2 separate regions of the Homo sapiens genome follow, and region 2 is linked to region 1. A link is a loop called in an ENCODE intact Hi-C map of the cell type or tissue named here. Cell type or tissue: heart left ventricle. All regions are shown on one strand. Each heading gives the region's core, and the rest is flanking DNA. Links, peaks and the distances in the headings are about the cores only.

What was found. Peaks named below come from ENCODE experiments on the same cell type or tissue, not always from the same donor. Only the 100,000 strongest peaks of a DNase experiment are listed, where the experiment ranks them.
Region 2: it touches region 1 in a loop (3-fold over the local background); 20 of 110 quality-filtered maps call a loop at or near these places.

The regions. Positions count from the first base shown.
Region 1 is chr1:62,406,450-62,409,366 of GRCh38, reverse strand. No RefSeq gene overlaps it. Among named protein-coding and RNA genes, the nearest start is that of USP1, 29 kb to the left of the region's middle. In heart left ventricle, for the core only: a CTCF peak has its summit at 1,762 (motif pointing right); no DNase peak of the experiment used is centred there.
Region 2 is chr1:62,298,479-62,301,395 of GRCh38, reverse strand. The region is part of intron 1 of KANK4 (KN motif and ankyrin repeat domains 4); the gene reads left to right. Among named protein-coding and RNA genes, the nearest start is that of KANK4, 19 kb to the left of the region's middle. In heart left ventricle, for the core only: no CTCF peak of the experiment used is centred there; a DNase peak (open chromatin) is centred at 1,435.

The DNA of each region.
Region 1 (2,917 bases), core at 301-2,800:
TGAGTAACTGAGACCACAGGCGTGCACTACCACACCTGGCTATTTTTTTGTACTTTTAGTAGAGACAGGGTTTCACCATGATGGCCAGGTTGGTCTTGAACTCCTAAGCTCATGCAATCCACCTGCCTTGGCCTCCCAAAGTGCTGGGATTACAGGCGTGAGACACTGCGCCTAGCTGATCATCTTCTTGATGAGCCTTCTTTGTCCGTCCTTTCCCTCCTCTGCGCACAATTCAGCCAGCTTTGACTGGCCACTGTGTTCCAGCCCCAGTGCTGGTCCAGGAGTTACAAAATTAATAGGATCAAATTTCACCCTTTAGGAACTCATATTTCTGTAGGACTCACCAAGTAATGAGGTTAATCAAGTCATCTTTATGTTACCATTTCACATAGGACTTACTCCTGTTATAGTACTTTATACCAAGTGTTGACTCCTTTGTGTACGTATCTGAGTCTCTTGATGTTTATATTTCCATTCCTAATTAACATATTTTATTCTGATTTTATACAAAGGGATGGGGAGGAATAAATAATTTGTTTATATATCTACCTCCTCTGTTAGGCTGTGGCTTCTTTTAGAAAGTGAATCCTGCATTATTTGTCTTTGTGAATATAGTAGGTACTTAATAAATAAATGGACAAATGAATAAATTCTTACCTGTTCTGACATTCTGTAGTTCAAAAGTTGCCTCTGTAGAAAAGCCCACAGCAAACTTTTCTGATTTTTCTTCACAGAGACTTCCATTATACCACTTAGCCTTTTGTTATATTTTTATATTGTTTGCTCTACATTGAGATAATTTTTTAAAACCCTAGATTTCTAGTATCTAGGGCCTGGCTGGAGTGCAATGGCGTGATCTTAGCTCACTGCATCCTCTGCCTCCAGGGTTCAAGTGATTCTCCTGCCTCAGCCTCCGGAGCAGCTGGGATTACAGGCATGTGCAACTATGCACAGCTAATTTTTATATTTTTAGTAGAGATGGGGTTTGCCATGTTGGCCAGGCTGGTCTTGAACTCCTGACCTCAGGTGATCTGCCCACCTCGGCTTCCCAAAGTGCTGGGATTACAAGTGTAAGCCACTGTACCCAGCCAGGTTGAAGTTTTCAAATGCAAGCCCACCAAGTAGGTCTTAGAAATGTCCACTATTTAAAACATTCAACATTACATATAAAACAACTTAAATTGTAAAACTTAAAACTTCTTAAGTAGTTAAAAGACAGAATTTTGTAGTTAAAAGAGAGAACATGCACAAATAATTGACCAGTTTACTAATTAACTAAAGGTTAAAGAGAAAAAAATTAAAGGGAACTTGGCCGGCACGGTGGCTCACTCCTATAATTCCAGCACTTTGTGAGGCCAAGGCGGGCAGATCACCTGAGGTCAGGAGTTCGAGATCATCCTGGCCAACGTGGCGAAACCCTGTTTCTATTAAAAATACAAAAAATTACTCAGGCCTGGTGGCAGGCGCCTGTAATCCCAGCTACTGGGGAGGCTGAGGCACGAGAATCGCTTGAACCTGGGAGGCAGAGGTTGCAGTGAGCCGAGATCGCACCACTGCACTCTAGCTTGGGGGATGGAGCGAGACTGTCTCAAAAAAAAAATTAAAGGGAACCTTTAAAGTTTTAACCTTTTAACTAGTTAACTGAAAGTAAGTATCACCTACGATTTATCCAACTGAAGTATCTCTGGAACATGTGCTTTAATACTTTGAACCAATTCAAGATATGAGGACTATCTGAGATGTGCTTTTAAGTTTCTTAACAGTAGGTGGCGCTCACATCATAGTGTTGGTTGGTCTTTAAATTTGCTGGTTTTCCAAAAGATAGTGGCCTGGGGAGGCCAAAAGATGGTTCTCCACATTCATTATGTATGTGGAGGTCAGAATGTGTAATTGTTATAAGGACAAAAAACAGAATTGTATTAAACAATAAGTATTGCTAGTAATTTATCCAGACTCTGTTAGCTAGTACTCTAGGCAGTTGGGCACGTTTCTTTGCTTGTGTGGTTTAATCAATATACTGGTTAAAGAAAAGCAGGAGGGAAGAGTGACAATTTAGCAGGATGTTGAAAAGTGAGCAGTATGGGCTTTGGAATTAGATAGACCTACAGTTATATAAAACAAGGGATACCAAGCCCCTCGTTAATATTTACTCTTCAGCGTGGTTTTCACCTCCATTACTCTATTAAAAACAGTTTCCCCACCACCACACCTGGCTAATTTTTGTATTTTTAGTAGAGACAGGGTTTCACCATGTTGGCCAGGCTGATCTCGAACTCCTGACCTCAGGCGATCCACCCGCCTCGGCCTCTCAAAGTGCTGGGATTACAGGTTTGAGCCACTGCGCCTGGCCTTAGCTAGTCTTCTTGCATCTGATAGCAATACCCCACAGATCAGGAGGAGATTCCAGACGTAGATCAGATTTCAGAATCAGTAGGGATTCTCAGTAGAGGAACAACGTAGCAGAAAATCTCAATCACAGCCAATGCTCAGTTAATTCCAGCTTCTACCCATCCTGCTCCATGTTGGTCCCCAAGGTAGCATCCGGGCTCTGATAGACTCATGTGGCATGAAGGGAAGGAGGAGGTTTCTGGTTTGTTGTCATCCTTGGCCAGCATCAGCTGCTGTCAGTCTTGTGTTGCATCCTTGTTTATTGGCCTCTATCTCCACTGCATTTGGTGAGGTAATGACAACTAATTAAGTCTCTCTTCTATGTTCTTGACTTAATTTACTCATTTAGTTCACACAACTATCCTATCAGGTAAGAACTATTGTTACATTCATTTTACAGGTGAGAAAACCTAGGTGCAGAGAGGTTAGGTAAATTGCCCCAGGCCATACAGCTAGACAGCGGCAAATACACTGGCTCCAGACCTGTCTCTTAACCATAGGCTGCATTACCTCTTTCTATCTGGTGTTC
Region 2 (2,917 bases), core at 93-2,592, 110 kb after region 1:
ACTGGTTAATTTCAGTCTATGTCTGGACCTTTGGTGTTAGTACCTGAAAATCTTAACTGAGCCCAGGTCCCTGCTGTGCAATGCAAGAACCCAGTAGTAGGAGCGTGCACACATTTCCACATAGTGCATATGTTTCTCTTTCTCCCAGTCTCCCCATCTGTGAAATGAGAGAGTTGAACTCGGTAATTGCAGGAGCCTGTCCAGCTCTTGTGCTCCGTAAGTCTGTTTCATGTTCTGCTTACCTGGAGCCTACTGTGTTCCCAGCACATGATAGATGCTTTTGGGCAATGCTGAGAGAACACAAAAGGCATTGAGCTGTCACGGAGCCGAAACTCAGTCAGGAAGACAAAGCCAACACTCATGAAACTGCCAACCATGTAAGACGTTATGTAATTATGCCTGCAATTTCAGATTATATACATTTGTAATGGTTCAGTACAGGAGAAGAAAAGCTTCTGTTCTCTTACAAGAAAAAAAATAAATAAAAGGAGCATTTAGGGAAAGGTATTAAGTCTGGCCAGACTGCTTGCCAGACTTGCTATTTCCCTCTTGAAGTCAGTTGTTCATTCTGTAAATATTTATTGAATGTCTACTAATAGTCCAGAATCTGGGGACATACGCCCCTCATTGCAGTCAGAGTTGTATTTAAAACCCAGCTTTCGTCTTGTTCCTCCCTGCTTAAGAACTTTTGATGGTTTCCTATTCTAGAAAATAAAATGAGCTGACTTCCAACCTCTGTCTTCCGCCATCCGCTTCCCCGACCCTGTACTCTAGGCCAGGATTGCTGGTCATTCTTCAAGCCCACCATACATGTTTTCATCTCTAGCTAGAGAGCTGCTTCTCCCATCTGCCTGCTTAACTTTTACTCATCCTTCAACGCCCAGCTCAAAAATACCAGATCTGTGATGTTTTTCTGATCCTCTGAGATGCTCCAGCCACACCTCTCTAACACCACATAGGTCCTTGTTTAGGTCTCTGCCTCCCATTTTGGACGGTGAGTTCCTTAAAGAAAAGAACCCTGTCTTTTTCATCCATGAGTCCACAGAACCTAGCCCAGTGCCTGAAGAAGAATTTCTGATAAATGGATGATTGCACACAATCTGTCGAGGCTGGTCTTTGAACAGAAAAGGGTCTCTTTTCTTCTTTCCTCAAGTTACTGGGCTATTGAACTTCATGCCTTGTGGCCAGTGAAGGGGACTCAATGGTTGAGAAAGCATTGTGGTCTCTTTCTCTGAGCAGTCGTGGAGAGACTGGAGCCACTGGAGCCTCACTTTTGCCCTGGAGGGGGACTTTCAGCAGCAGCAGCAGCTGAACCCACATACACCAGAGGACTGTGGTGAAGGAGGCATTTGTGTTGGGCTTGGCAGGTGGGAGGCCTTTGTGTTCCAGAGCACAAGTGGGTAAGTATGTCGGACAGGCTGCAGGCTGCACACACATGCCGAGGGGCTGGGCCCAAAACGCCTTCTGACCTGGGAAGAAAAGGAGGCATTGTGTGCACTGGCAGCACTCCAAGGGAAATATTCCAGTTGTTCTATTTTGAACGGCTCACTCTTTTAAAAAAGAAAAGTCCAGAGGTGAACATCTCTCTCCCACTCCAAAACATCCTACCTACAAATTTCAAATCATTTGCTACCCTCAAAATATGAATTAATCCATTATTTAAATAATTCATTAATTCAGCTGCTACATCTTTATGAGGCAGCACTATGGTCAGCATTGTACTAAGCACTTGGGAAACAGAAGTAAAGAAGACACGGTCCTCATCACTGTAGGCTCTATTCCTGATTGCTTGCTGGGTGTCTAAATCCTTTTGGAACCTGGTCCCGCCCCTTCTCTTGTGCCTGATTTTTCTCTGCTCCTTGGCAATCCTTCCTTGAGGCTTCTGTCTGCTGCTGCCCATTCTCTACCTCTGCACCCCCGGTCCTGTACTGTGCCATGTTGTGGGGTCATCAGGTACCAGCTCACCACCTTTTCTAGACTCAGGTGGGCACAGACAGAACCAGGCTTCAGTCTGGGCCATTAAGAGCTTGGGCAGTTGTCTGGGTGTGTCACTCATGCCTGTAATCTGAACACTTTAGGAGGCTGTGGCGGGAGAATCACTTGAGCCAGGACTTTGAGACCAGCCTGGGGAACATAATGAGAGCCTGTCTTTACAAAAAATTTTTTAAAAATTAGCCAGGCATCATGGCATGCACCTGTGGCCCCAGCTACTCTGGAGGCTGAGGCAGGAGGATCACTTGAACTTAGGAGGTCGAGGCTAGATTGAGCTGTGATTTTAACCACTGTAATCCAGCACTCCGGCCTGGGCAACAGAGCAAAACACTGTCTTAAAAAAAAAAATCTTGGGCAGGAACACCTAAATTCATCCCTAGCTCTGCCTTTTACTATCTTTGTGACTATGACCAAGTTACTAAGCCTCTCTGAGCTTAGGCTTCCTATTCTGTTAAACAGAAAAAAAAAAATAATACATAGAGACATAGAGTCTTTGAGAAGAGTAAATAATAATAGTGTAGTACTTGGCACAGTGCCTAATATACCACACAACAACTCTCAATAAATAATAACAAAACAACTGACTTTTATTGGGCACTTACCAGTTTCTTCCTTCCCTCAAAAACAACAGCAACCACAGCTTGTATTTCAGTGTCTTCTACATGCCAAGTACTGTGTAAGGTATAGGCATGTAGCCATCAGAACAGCCTTATACAGTGGAGAGTGTTACTTTGTACCATTTTATAGCTGAGGAAGCTGGCTTCAAGGGCTAGAGTGACTTACCCAAGGTCACACGGTTTCAAGTGCTGGTGCTAGGAATCATGATTAGGGCTGTTGAGCTCCTTCCCATTCCTCCCCAACCAGACAAATACCCTGACCACACACTTTGCTACTTGGTGCTGGGACCAGCAGATCAGCATCTCTT